Regions from separate parts of the Mus musculus genome. Here region 1 is linked to region 2. The links are chromatin contacts, found by Hi-C or POLR2A ChIA-PET in ENCODE. All regions are on one chromosome and are shown on one strand. Each heading gives the region's core, a stretch centred on a gene start or an enhancer-like site at or near the end of the contact. The rest is flanking DNA. Distances are from core to core; before and after follow the strand shown.

What was found. Hi-C counts contacts between places; a loop is a spot of excess contacts on that map. ChIA-PET counts read pairs that join two places held with the same protein, here RNA polymerase II (POLR2A).
Region 1: a map of heart shows a loop between it and region 2 (11-fold over the local background). The contact joins the promoter of H2ac7 here to the promoter of H2bc6 in region 2. A Hi-C loop is called at or near these places in 14 of 37 maps with a recorded cell type or tissue (adrenal gland, gastrocnemius, heart and 3 more). POLR2A ChIA-PET finds 5 or more read pairs at or near these places in 5 of 5 experiments (Patski and embryonic stem cell).

Annotation. Positions count from the first base shown.
Region 1 is chr13:23,570,714-23,576,741 of GRCm38, reverse strand. It overlaps H2ac7 (H2A clustered histone 7), which reads right to left and starts at 2,361. Exons shown (of 1, transcript NM_178188.4): 1 at 1,827-2,361. The coding sequence starts at 2,271. The coding sequence ends at 1,879. H2bc7 (H2B clustered histone 7) reads left to right here and starts at 2,535. Exons shown (of 1, transcript NM_178195.3): 1 at 2,535-2,982. The coding sequence starts at 2,552. The coding sequence ends at 2,932. It overlaps H2ac8 (H2A clustered histone 8), which reads left to right and starts at 5,522. Exons shown (of 1, transcript NM_178187.4): 1 at 5,522-6,028. The coding sequence starts at 5,634. The coding sequence ends at 6,026. H2bc8 (H2B clustered histone 8) reads right to left here and starts at 5,342. Exons shown (of 1, transcript NM_178196.4): 1 at 4,879-5,342. The coding sequence starts at 5,309. The coding sequence ends at 4,929. It also overlaps H3c4.
Region 2 is chr13:23,618,110-23,624,424 of GRCm38, reverse strand. It overlaps H2bc6 (H2B clustered histone 6), which reads left to right and starts at 3,331. Exons shown (of 2, transcript NM_001177653.1): 1 at 3,331-3,509. H1f4 (H1.4 linker histone, cluster member) reads left to right here and starts at 1,867. Exons shown (of 1, transcript NM_015787.4): 1 at 1,867-2,648. The coding sequence starts at 1,928. The coding sequence ends at 2,587.

The DNA.
Region 1 (6,028 bases), core at 1,112-3,611, 47 kb after region 2:
CCAGCTCTGATTACCGCCAAGGCCTGCAGAGCCCACATTCCAAGTTTCTCTCCAGAGAACTCGCCTATTTCAAGAGACATGGCATGTATTTTAGCCATGATCAAAGGAAGCAGAACTAGCAATTACAAGTTTCATCAGGTTCAAGGTTCTAAGCAGGGTTCTCCTAAGCGGTTCTAAAGAATTTCTTCTAATAGGTTCATAAGCAAAGGCAGGATTCCGACATTTGCGCCATAGCCTCCACAAAAGGCAAAAGCTAAGTAACAACTGAAGGTAATTAAAGAAAAAGATGTAGCCAGTGTTAAGTAAGCAAAAACCAGCAACACTAAAAACTGTGGATAGCAAATATTTGGAAAAGTGTTAAAAAATCTAAACCAGTACAGGCGTTAAAGGATATTACAGACAATATAATACCAAGTAATGGAGTTGCTGAGTGGGGTTTGTAAAAGCTTATCGATATACAGCCTTTTATAGAAAACGGGGGTGGCTCTGAAAAGAGCCTTTGGGGTCCAAATTCACTCACTACCCTAATTTACGCCCTCTCCCCACGAATGCGACGGGCCAGCTGGATGTCCTTGGGCATGATGGTGACACGCTTGGCGTGGATGGCACACAGGTTGGTGTCCTCAAACAGACCCACGAGGTAGGCCTCGCTCGCCTCCTGCAGAGCCATGACGGCCGAGCTCTGGAAGCGCAGGTCGGTCTTGAAGTCCTGCGCGATCTCGCGCACCAGGCGCTGGAACGGCAGCTTGCGGATCAGCAGCTCGGTCGACTTCTGGTAGCGCCGGATCTCGCGCAGCGCCACGGTGCCGGGACGGTAGCGGTGAGGCTTCTTCACGCCGCCGGTGGCCGGGGCGCTCTTGCGGGCGGCCTTGGTGGCCAGCTGCTTGCGCGGGGCCTTGCCGCCGGTGGACTTGCGAGCGGTCTGCTTAGTACGAGCCATGATAAGAAAAAGAGAGAAGTCTCAGGGAATGAGAACGGTAATGAACTGTGGCCGGAGTACATATATATAAAGCGAAAGAGCCTCGTTCTGATTGGACGAAACAATACATTACCACAGCGACCTTATTGGTAGATTTGCTAATATCTCTCCAGGCCACTCCCCATTTATTTTAATATTTTGTTTCTTGATCTGTTTTTATACTTTATATGCTTATATTGTTCTTTTATCTTTCACAAAACAAAGTTCTATCCAATCTATACTTAATTATATAACATGCCGTTTGTGTACTGTTATAAAATTGTGACCCCAAAACGAACCGCGCCTGGCTATAGACAATTGTTGAACTAGATGTTGTCATTGTTTCCTCTACATGAAGATTGAAGATACACGTGAAAAATCAAAACTTAAACTTTTGAGTCTTTTTTCACTAAGGAAGCTGTTTGATTACAGTATTAACATAATCAGTAAAGGAGTAATTTTAAACACGCGTTTTACCTAGATAAATGAGAACTTTTTCCTAAAAACAGTAAGTGTATATTTTGTATAGAAGGGCAAAGGAAAAAAAGGCTACTGCTACAATTTTCAGTTGGAGTGACAAGGCAGAACACTATGAAGCCACTTTTGTACTACTCATAACAAATATACTTAACGAAATTCCAGTTTGTCCTAATTTAAAAAAAAAGGCCAAATACTAAAGGTGAGAACAATCAGGAAACATGTAATAAAAATAATTATAAGAATCCTAACAAATGATGCTTGGTAATTAAAATCTTATTTGGTATACTAGTGAAAATTTCATATTGTAAGATAAGACAAATGACAGTGATTACATCACGGTTAATATTTCATTGGAAAATGCAGCAAATGGCTCTTTTAAATGACGAAGTGGATGGCTCTGAAAAGAGCCTTTGTTTTTATACAAGTTCAGAAGACCAATCTTATTTCCCCTTGGCCTTGTGGTGGCTCTCGGTCTTCTTGGGCAGCAGCACGGCCTGGATGTTGGGCAGGACGCCGCCCTGCGCGATGGTCACGCGGCCCAGCAGCTTGTTGAGCTCCTCGTCGTTGCGGATGGCCAGCTGCAGGTGGCGCGGGATGATGCGCGTCTTCTTGTTGTCGCGGGCCGCGTTGCCCGCCAGCTCCAGGATCTCGGCCGTCAGGTACTCCAGCACGGCCGCCAGGTACACCGGGGCGCCGGCGCCCACGCGCTCCGAGTAGTTGCCCTTGCGGAGCAGCCGGTGCACGCGGCCCACGGGGAACTGCAGGCCGGCCCGGGAGGAGCGGGTCTTGGCCTTGGCGCGAGCCTTGCCACCCTGTTTGCCGCGTCCAGACATTGTACAGATTAAGCAGTTACTAAGAACTAATGGTTTTGAAACAAGAACGTAGCCTTTATATTATTCGCTGGGCGCGAAAAAGGACCTATGCCATTGGCTGACGTCTTTTTTCCTAGACCAATGAGAAGCATTCGGGGCGCACGTTGATTGGGCAAGACTTCGTATGCCATCCGTCATAAACCAATCAAAGGTGCCCTTTCACATCCCTCATTTGAATAAGACCTCATCAACTAGACAAGACCAGTTGCCTCCGTGAAAGTTCCAGAAATTCTCACCAACCATGCCTGAGCCTGCTAAGTCCGCTCCCGCCCCGAAGAAGGGCTCCAAGAAGGCCGTGACCAAGGCCCAGAAGAAGGACGGCAAGAAGCGCAAGCGCAGCCGCAAGGAGAGCTACTCGGTGTACGTGTACAAGGTGCTGAAGCAAGTGCACCCCGACACCGGCATCTCCTCCAAGGCCATGGGCATCATGAACTCGTTTGTGAACGACATCTTCGAGCGCATCGCGAGCGAGGCTTCCCGCCTGGCGCATTACAACAAGCGCTCGACCATCACGTCCCGGGAGATCCAGACGGCCGTGCGCCTGCTGCTGCCCGGGGAGCTGGCCAAGCACGCCGTGTCGGAGGGCACCAAGGCTGTCACCAAGTACACCAGCTCCAAGTGAGTTCCTTTAACACACACTCCTAACCCAAAGGCTCTTTTCAGAGCCACCTACCCTTTCAAAAAGGGAGCTGTTGCCAGACACCGAATACTGTTTAATCCTCCAAGAAAAATTGTAACATTGGATGTTGATACTTAGTAACAGTTGTTACTTTTATGTTCTGTGTAGAAAAAAAAAAAGACGTGCCTGTAAATTCATTGGCGTAATGAAAGACCCACAACGTGAGGACTCCACCACCTTCTGACTCAGGAGAGGCGACACCCCAAAATCAACGAGAAACGGTCTTGCTGCAAATTGCAAGAGGATTTTTATTCAAGAGCAGTCTCGGGCCCACGGTCATACACCACCCAGGGGTAGAGGACCGTGGCGCCCCGAGTAGCTGAGTAAGGGGGTATTCAAAGGAAGGAACCACAACTCAAGGAGGTGGGGAGGGCGTTGTTAGAAAATACCAAAAATACCAGTTAAGAGTCACAAAGAAGTACAAAGTCACAGTTTCTAAGAGCCCCTAACAATCTAAGAGCCCCTAGCAATAGCACCTTTGCATAGTGGGTTCCAGCAATGGTCAGGGTGGGTCAGGGTGACTTTCTTTGAATGAACACTCTTTGAACCCAGAAAGCACGTGGGTGGAGGAAGGAATCTTGATATCTGTTTTATGATTAGCATACCTTGGAGCACTGAGTTTACTACTCTTTCAGTAAATGTGAAGAATTTTATTGTTTCCAACTATAGTGAATAGCATATGGCATGCTTTGAGATTCCTAAGTAGTCTAGACATCACCTTTTCCCCCAATTTGTAAAAAATCTTGTAAGTGAAATATGAAGTGGTTAATTTCTAACCTTTTTGTGGGTTCATGTCAGTTGGATTATACACACATGCACAAATATATTAGCCTCATGTAGCTAGTATGACCTTAACTTCAGAATCTGGCCTCTCCCCCAGAAACTGGCACTAACTACTGGATTGTGCCAACTTGAGGTTTTCCTACAGTATTTTTTTGAATTAAGCTTCTAGTGTATTAGCTTTATAGAAGTAGAAGTTTCTGAAACTTATCAAGAAACGTGTTCCTATTTGCTTTCTCTTTGAGAAGTTAGCTGTCGGAATCTACATTGTGATTCATGATGCTGGATAGGAATTGCCATACCTGGATGAACTGGTAGACTGTCCAAACAAAAGAGCATGTTTTCATCTACTATGAGAAATTTAAGCAATACAACTTATTCCAGACTTTAGGATATTGTCACAGATCTCATCTAATATGCAATTGCTTGAACATTTAACAGTAGAAGAGGAAACTGGAACACAGGGTAGTGACTAAGCAAAAGATATAACTGCAATCAATTGCCTTGAAACTAAAGGAAGCATCAAGGAGAGAGCAGCTTAGAACATCTGAAAGCAACTTTGGATCCTCACTTGGCTTAGATCAAAGCATAACCTTCATTGAGACTTATTAAAATTTAAAATGCAGTTTTATAATGTATTCTCACAGGTTCAAAATTTACTGATGTTAATACTAGAATTACACTTTTCTTTAGTGTTTTAATGGGAGAGTGATGCTGGCAGTTTAGAATTACACTGGCATCAATGTTAGCCTCTGTTGGTTACCTCATTGGTCATAAAAAAACAATGCCATAAAAACCTATCCTAGCACTCCCTTCGTACAATGTAATCACATCTGAAAGGGAATAGTTGAAATAATGAAGAGAAAACTTGAAAATTTCATTCCACTTCTTATGCACTCTGGAGAAGAAAATCTAAGGACTGAAGCCATCAATCAGCTCTCAAAAGGTAGTTACTGTGTAGTTTACAAATTGATAGTGTATCTGGCAGCGCGTTGGTTACACTGAGGCAAACATATTCTTCACACTAACATACACTTAGCTAATATTGTGTCATTTCCCAGCGTTATAATACAAAAGCCAAGCATTACAAAGCACTTAAAGTGACAGTATGGGTGGCTCTGAAAAGAGCCTTTGGGTTAGGAGTGTGAGTTAAATGAACTCACTTGGAGCTGGTGTACTTAGTGACAGCCTTGGTGCCCTCCGACACGGCGTGCTTGGCCAGCTCCCCGGGCAGCAGCAGGCGCACGGCCGTCTGGATCTCCCGGGACGTGATGGTCGAGCGCTTGTTGTAATGCGCCAGGCGGGACGCCTCGCCCGCGATGCGCTCGAAGATGTCGTTCACGAACGAGTTCATGATGCCCATGGCCTTGGAGGAGATGCCGGTGTCGGGGTGCACTTGCTTCAGCACCTTGTACACGTACACCGAGTAGCTCTCCTTGCGGCTGCGCTTGCGCTTCTTGCCGTCCTTCTTCTGGGCCTTGGTCACGGCCTTCTTGGAGCCCTTCTTCGGGGCAGGAGCGGACTTCGCAGGCTCGGGCATGGTAGAAACAAGCAACAAAGAGAAAGATAAAACAGGAAATGAGATGTGGGAGAAGCTTCGTTCTTGCCATTTTATAGAGGTTCTATGCAAATAAGGGACTCAAAAGTAGTCAACTCTGATTTGAAGGCCAGTTAGTGACACCATTACCCAAATTAGATTGTATTGTACCTCTTTCCTTATTGGCTGCAGAGGAAAGATAGTTTTAACCAATCACACATCAGCTTTTCCACTTCCATGTACGAGTATAAGTAGCTTCTCGTCTGGCCTTTTAGTACCGCTTCGTTGTAATTCTTTGCAATTATAATTTCCTACCTTCTTGCGTCAATGTCTGGACGTGGCAAACAGGGTGGCAAGGCTCGCGCCAAGGCCAAGACCCGCTCCTCCCGGGCCGGCCTGCAGTTTCCCGTGGGCCGCGTGCACCGGCTGCTCCGCAAAGGCAACTACTCGGAGCGCGTGGGCGCCGGCGCCCCGGTGTACCTGGCGGCCGTGCTGGAGTACCTGACGGCCGAGATCCTGGAGCTGGCGGGCAACGCGGCCCGCGACAACAAGAAGACGCGCATCATCCCGCGCCACCTGCAGCTGGCCATCCGCAACGACGAGGAGCTCAACAAGCTGCTGGGCCGCGTGACCATCGCGCAGGGCGGCGTCCTGCCCAACATCCAGGCCGTGCTGCTGCCCAAGAAGACCGAGAGCCACCACAAGGCCAAGGGGAAATAAGA
Region 2 (6,315 bases), core at 2,082-4,581:
AACTCAATGAGAAACAAGAAACCAAAAAAAAGATATTGGAGAGCAAATACTAATGTGTTCTACCATTTGCAGGAAGTTTTTTTTTTTTTGTTATTAACAAAAAGGGGTTAAATCCCCACTTTTCAATATCAAACACCCATACAGTTTCTCTGCTCTGGCTCAGAGTTTTAATGAATACCAAAGTTTGCATTTGTTAATACATGAAGGTGAAAATATACATTATAGCATAGAAATACTGATAATATGAATCACTTTTATATAAAATTCATCATTAAAGATAATACCACAAGATCTTAAAAATGCCTCATGGACACTGTGTTGAACTGCTGAGTTCCTCTGTTTGCATTGCTTTTGTGTGTGGAGGTTTAGGATAGTAGAATTGATAATGTGATGTTAGAGACAATTGTATCACAAAACAAAAGCCATCACATTATACTATTGTATAACATAACATTGTATCTTACACTATTGTAAACATTGTATCTTATACTATTGTATAATATACTATTTTATAATATAACAATGTATCTTGTCTCTGTAGTGGGAGTCTTGTAATTTCTGAATATAATTCCAACCAAACATCCCAGAAATAATTACTGACACTGGATTATCATTGATCTCCTAGTCGTTACCTTGGTTGAACAGCTACATAAATAAAACAACCCATTTAACACCTTCAAGGCATGTCTTTGAATCTGTTTGAATGTCTTCTCAAATATGATTCTAAGATTAAATCTTAACCCCTCATTTACCCTGAGGAGATCCACGAAACATTATTCCCATGTTTCCATAAGGAGTAGCCATATATGGAGAACAGCTGTTCAGTAACGGGGCTAGGATTCTGTAACGAAGGCAGTAGAGATGTTCTGAGCTATATTTCTCATGTGTGTTTCTCTTGATCAATGGCTCAGTTATCTAGTTTTAATATACCACATTACAATTTAGTCCTAAAACATGTCAGAAGAACTATGCAAGACCCAAGAGAAATTCCTCAAAGTAAATCCCACCTTCATTTCCAAAGACGTTGAAAACAGCATTTATATGTTTCTTGGAAATTAGTCATTTTTATGTCTGCACCATAAGTATGTTTTGTACTCTCCCCCGACCCCAGTACTCTGAATTTGAGGTACCTCAACCCAAAGGAGTAGTTTGTCCAGAGAAATAGAAAAGCAACAGCCCCGCCCCCAACCCATGGGAACAGAAAGAAAAGAATTATACTAAGAAATTATTTTAAAACTTAGGAGAAGCGGCAGAAATAAAACCATAGATATATAGACTCATGGCCTATGAGAGAAGAATTTAACTCAAAATGGTAAATAATCTGTTAAGCATTGAACTAAACCAGTTTGATGAACTCAAATGCCCTCTGCTCAATAGGCAGGACTCTCGGAGGAGCCTGTGTTACTTCCTTCACTTAAGTGCAGATTTGTAATAAAAATCATAATGCCAAAGGCAAGGTTTTGGGCTACACAAGAAGCTAACCACTTGGAGAATCGTCTTTGATGGGTCAGAAAACTGTACAGTCCAAGATCAGTTTATAATTTACGAAGAAAATAGAAAGTTTTGTTTCTCTGAGTTGAAATTTGCTGAACACCGCAGGAAATATTGCAAGTTTTTGGCAGAAGGCTTAATGCTTTGCTCACTTTTTGAGATGTGCATGAAGCCCGAGACTTCGGGGAACATTATTTTTTAAAAATCGGGCAATTCGATGTAGGGAATTTTGACATTTTTGGCTTTTTTTGAGGTGTAACAAACACAACTCCGCATCTGAGAGGACACTCCGCGGCTGCCAGCGAGGCGGGCTGGACAGCGCACCAATCACGGCGCAGCTCCGCCCTATATAAACGGGCGGGCGCAGCGCCGCGGCCCGAGTCCTGGCCAGTCCCTCTGCTTCCGGCTCGAGTTCTCTCTCCTCACACGCTTCGCCATGTCCGAGACCGCGCCTGCTGCGCCCGCCGCACCGGCCCCCGCCGAGAAGACACCCGTCAAGAAGAAGGCCCGCAAGGCCGCAGGTGGCGCGAAGCGCAAAACCTCCGGACCCCCGGTGTCCGAACTCATCACCAAGGCTGTGGCCGCCTCCAAGGAGCGCAGCGGCGTGTCCCTGGCTGCGCTCAAGAAGGCGCTGGCGGCCGCGGGGTACGATGTGGAGAAGAACAACAGCCGCATCAAGCTCGGCCTGAAGAGCCTGGTGAGCAAGGGTACCCTGGTGCAGACCAAGGGCACCGGCGCCTCCGGCTCCTTCAAACTCAACAAGAAGGCGGCTTCCGGTGAGGCTAAGCCCAAAGCAAAAAGGGCAGGCGCGGCCAAGGCGAAGAAGCCTGCGGGCGCAGCCAAGAAGCCCAAGAAGGCTGCGGGGACAGCCACCGCCAAGAAGAGCACCAAGAAGACTCCAAAGAAAGCGAAGAAGCCAGCTGCAGCTGCAGGAGCCAAAAAAGCTAAGAGCCCGAAGAAGGCAAAGGCAACTAAGGCTAAGAAGGCGCCCAAGAGCCCTGCCAAGGCGAAAACGGTAAAGCCTAAAGCGGCCAAACCAAAAACCTCCAAGCCTAAGGCAGCTAAGCCAAAGAAAACCGCAGCCAAGAAAAAGTAAATTTTCTTTGGCCAACTGCTTAGAAGCCCAACAACCCAAAGGCTCTTTTCAGAGCCACCCACAACTCTCAGTAAAAGAGCTGTTGCACATTCACAGGGGGTGTGGTTAGGGTGGGAACAAACCTTAGTGGGCTGAGCTTAGCAGAGGAGGCTGGGGATATGTGGGTGTGCGCAATGGTGTTAACTCTAGCTTAGCTATCTGAAGGTCTGTACATAATCTCCTGTATGTGTGGTGGTGGTGGGTAAGTTCATATCCCACAAGTGACCCTTAGAGACCATGGGAATGAAGTAGTTTACTCCCGGCTGCCACGTCGATAACTTTTAAGGGAGATAGCAGAATGATTTAGAGATAGAATCTTAAGCATTGAGCGATTCAGTGCGTAAAGAGCAGGATCGATGTCCTGACAACCCCACCCGCATCTCATCTCAGTTCTGACTGCTGAAATCAAGCATACAAACCCAACTAGAGTACTTTTTTTTCTGTGTTCCCCCATGTTTGATAGCGATCGTGCTTAAATAGGTTAGCTATAGCAGATTTGTGCAGTTTAATTCGTACGTCCCGATTGGTGAAAGCGAAGTGACAAGACAGCCAATGAGACAGTAGACCTTCAAGTGTCGTTTACGTTCCTGTTCGTGACGAAACACTAAAACTAACCCAATCCTGAAAGAAATCTTATTAACCTCATTTGAATACTGCGTAATGTAAATGAATGTGGTGTTAACTGGTGACGGAGTAGGTATTTTACCAAATGTTTAGTGTGCCCAAGGGAGGGAGTTAAATTTTACACAATCCCTGAGCTGGCGAAGTCCGAGCCTGCCCCACAGAAGGATTCTTAGAAGCTGCCATCAACAAACAGAAGGACAAGGAGCGCAAACGCTACTGAAAGGAGAGCTTCTAGCAAGTGTACAACGTGCTGAAGCAGGTGAGCCCCAACATGAGCATCTTATCCAAGGCCATGGGCATCAATTACATTTTAAAGCACATTGCCTGCATCGTGCCGCATTACAAAAAGCGAGTAACCGTCATATCTCAGTTGATCCAGACTGCCATTCTCCTGCATTGCCCAGGAAGCTGGCAGAGCACCAAGCCTGTTACCAAGAAAACAAACCAAGTGCGCATTTGCACGAATGATTTCAAGGACTTTAAAGAGCCAGGCATTCTTTCAACAAATGAGTTGTTGTTGTTTCAAGTATCCTTAAACTTAAAACTATGCGGTTTTTTGGTTTTTGTTTGTTTGTTTGTTTGTTTGTTTGTTTTTTCTCAATCTGTTGGACATGTGATCAAGAAGTATAGGCCAAGTTAGCCCGGAATTTTCAATCCTTCCCAAGTGAAATTTATTCCCGTGTACTACCATGCCTGCCAGGGTTCTCATGCTTCAAACTTGTGTTTATGTGAACTCGGTGGTGCCCTGGAAATGAGGGTGATCGTAATGGTTTCAGGGAACCACACACTCACTGGCACATACATCCACATGGCATACAAGTTCAGAATAGTTAATTTGCTATCAATTATAGGTACTAAAATTAACTAAAGATGTTTTAAGCATGCAGCTCTTTATCTGTGCGCTTACGTATCCAAGTTCCTCTTCTAGAGACTGAACCGACCTTAGCATCCCGAGATTGCTCTCCTTGAGCACAAATGAGCACTCTCAAACAATTTCGTTTCAATTGGAGCTTTTGCTTTCTTCTTCATTCCAACCCACAACCTTTTCTTTTTATAAGGTATGTGTCTTATAGAAAAAGGGTTTAAGACAAGAGTTCCCACAGAAATGTGGTTGTTTGTAGATGCTTGCTTTGCAAGCAGGCCAATTTCAATGTGACTGGATTTGCCACTGGCAGAGATTATGCTCTGGCAGAAGGAAAAGCAATCAGGGATGATTAGGTTCTCTGTTACTGTATCTTAAACAGTTACTTAGTTCACGTCTTTGGCAGCTTTCAACAAGTATGTGTCCTAGGTGCCCCTTGCCCATAGTGGTGGTGCACTTGTTACACCTGGAAAGCAGGAAGCAGGCTGAAGCCAGAAGGAGGAAAATCCAGGTCTGTCAGATGTAGCTGTGTCTTCACCAGGCAGACTGGCATCTTGTGCTTAGGGAAGAGATGATGGCAGAGAAAATAAATCAAGGAAATAGAGAGGCTGAGAAGTAGTGTGGCTAGGAGAAAAGCAAATACAGGTTTTTAAAAAAATCTCAACATGGATCAGGTCGAATTTGAAGTATACTGGATAGGATGGAGGAAGCAGTGAATTTAGAACCTCACGAACTCACACCCTCACGAACAATAACAGGGTCATGTTGTAGGGATAGACTGTTGAGTAATGACACGTTTGATACCACTATAGACAAATAAAAATCCTACTGATGTTTTCCTTTTACAAAATACGACACTGCTCAGGTCAAGGGACATGGCCTGTGTGAAACCCCAAGATCTACAGCTGACTTTTGCCCTGCCTAAACTCTGGTACATAAAGTATTACTTTGACCTTGAAGTAGAGCCTTAAACAGCATCTTGAGCTAGTGATGTTGAGGCACGAGACAAAAGATCTTTCTTCAGCAGAAAATGTAAGTTCACACTGCCAAGCACAACTACACCGAAAAGCTCAAGCTCTGAACTTGGCTCTGGATCAGGCTTACATTCTAGAATACAAATCAACAGATACAGTAGCTAAACTGGACATTTAATTAAGGTTTTGCTAAGGTACTCTTGTGTCTTGGAGCACCAGGGAGATCCAGTACTAATTATTTATTACTTTGCATTCTTAGAACTGTGCATCCGTGTATGAGGTAGAAACACTGGGATCATTGCTGAGAATTTTCTAAAGTTGATGGATTTTCAAGACAAGAAATAAATAAATGAAAATTATTACAAGATGCTCATCATGTTATGCTGACTCGAAGTATAAGCTCTTAACAAATACAGTACTCATTGTCTGGTGGTCCTCTTCTGGCCTCCTGGGGTACACATGCAATGCACATATATAAATATAGGCATATGTATAAATCATACACATACAATAAAAATAATAAATTTCTTGAAAGGAAAGAAAGCCATAGGATGTGGTGGTGCAGGCCTTTAATCCCAGCCACTCAGGAGTTAGAAGCAGGCAGATCTCTATGAGTTTGGCAGACTGGTCTACAAATCAAGCCTATAAAGACCACATAGTGAGACAAAGAGAGAGAAAGAGAGAATATGAAGGAAAGAAAAAGAAAAGCTAACATCATTGTCCTTTCCATAATAATGATTTGGGAGTTTTTAAGTCAAAATATTTGCGTGTGTATGTGTTTAGCGTTTACTGAGTTGCAATTTCCTTCCACCATTTAATTCTCAGTTAGTAATTAGTTATGAATTTTATCCTTTATGTGTTGATATCACATGAAATTACATGCTACTCTTTCTTGACCTCTTTAAAGAAATAGAGTTGGAGTTCCTAATGTTGGTTCTTGCTTGCATTTATAAGACAGGTATTTTTAGTTCATGATGAGTTATTTAATTAAACTATGTCTTAATTAATTAGATAAAATACATTTTTGTTAACATTTTACATGAATTCTTCCCAACTTATTTTCACATATGAATTTTTTCTTTGAGGGCTACCTTCCCTAGGTTTTGTCATTAAGGTTATGACAGCTTCATGGTCTTGTTTATCTATTGCTATATGAAGAAAGAAGGAAAGGAAGAGAAAGAAGAAAGAAAGAAAGAAAGAAAGAAAGAAAGAAAGAAAGAAAGAAAGAA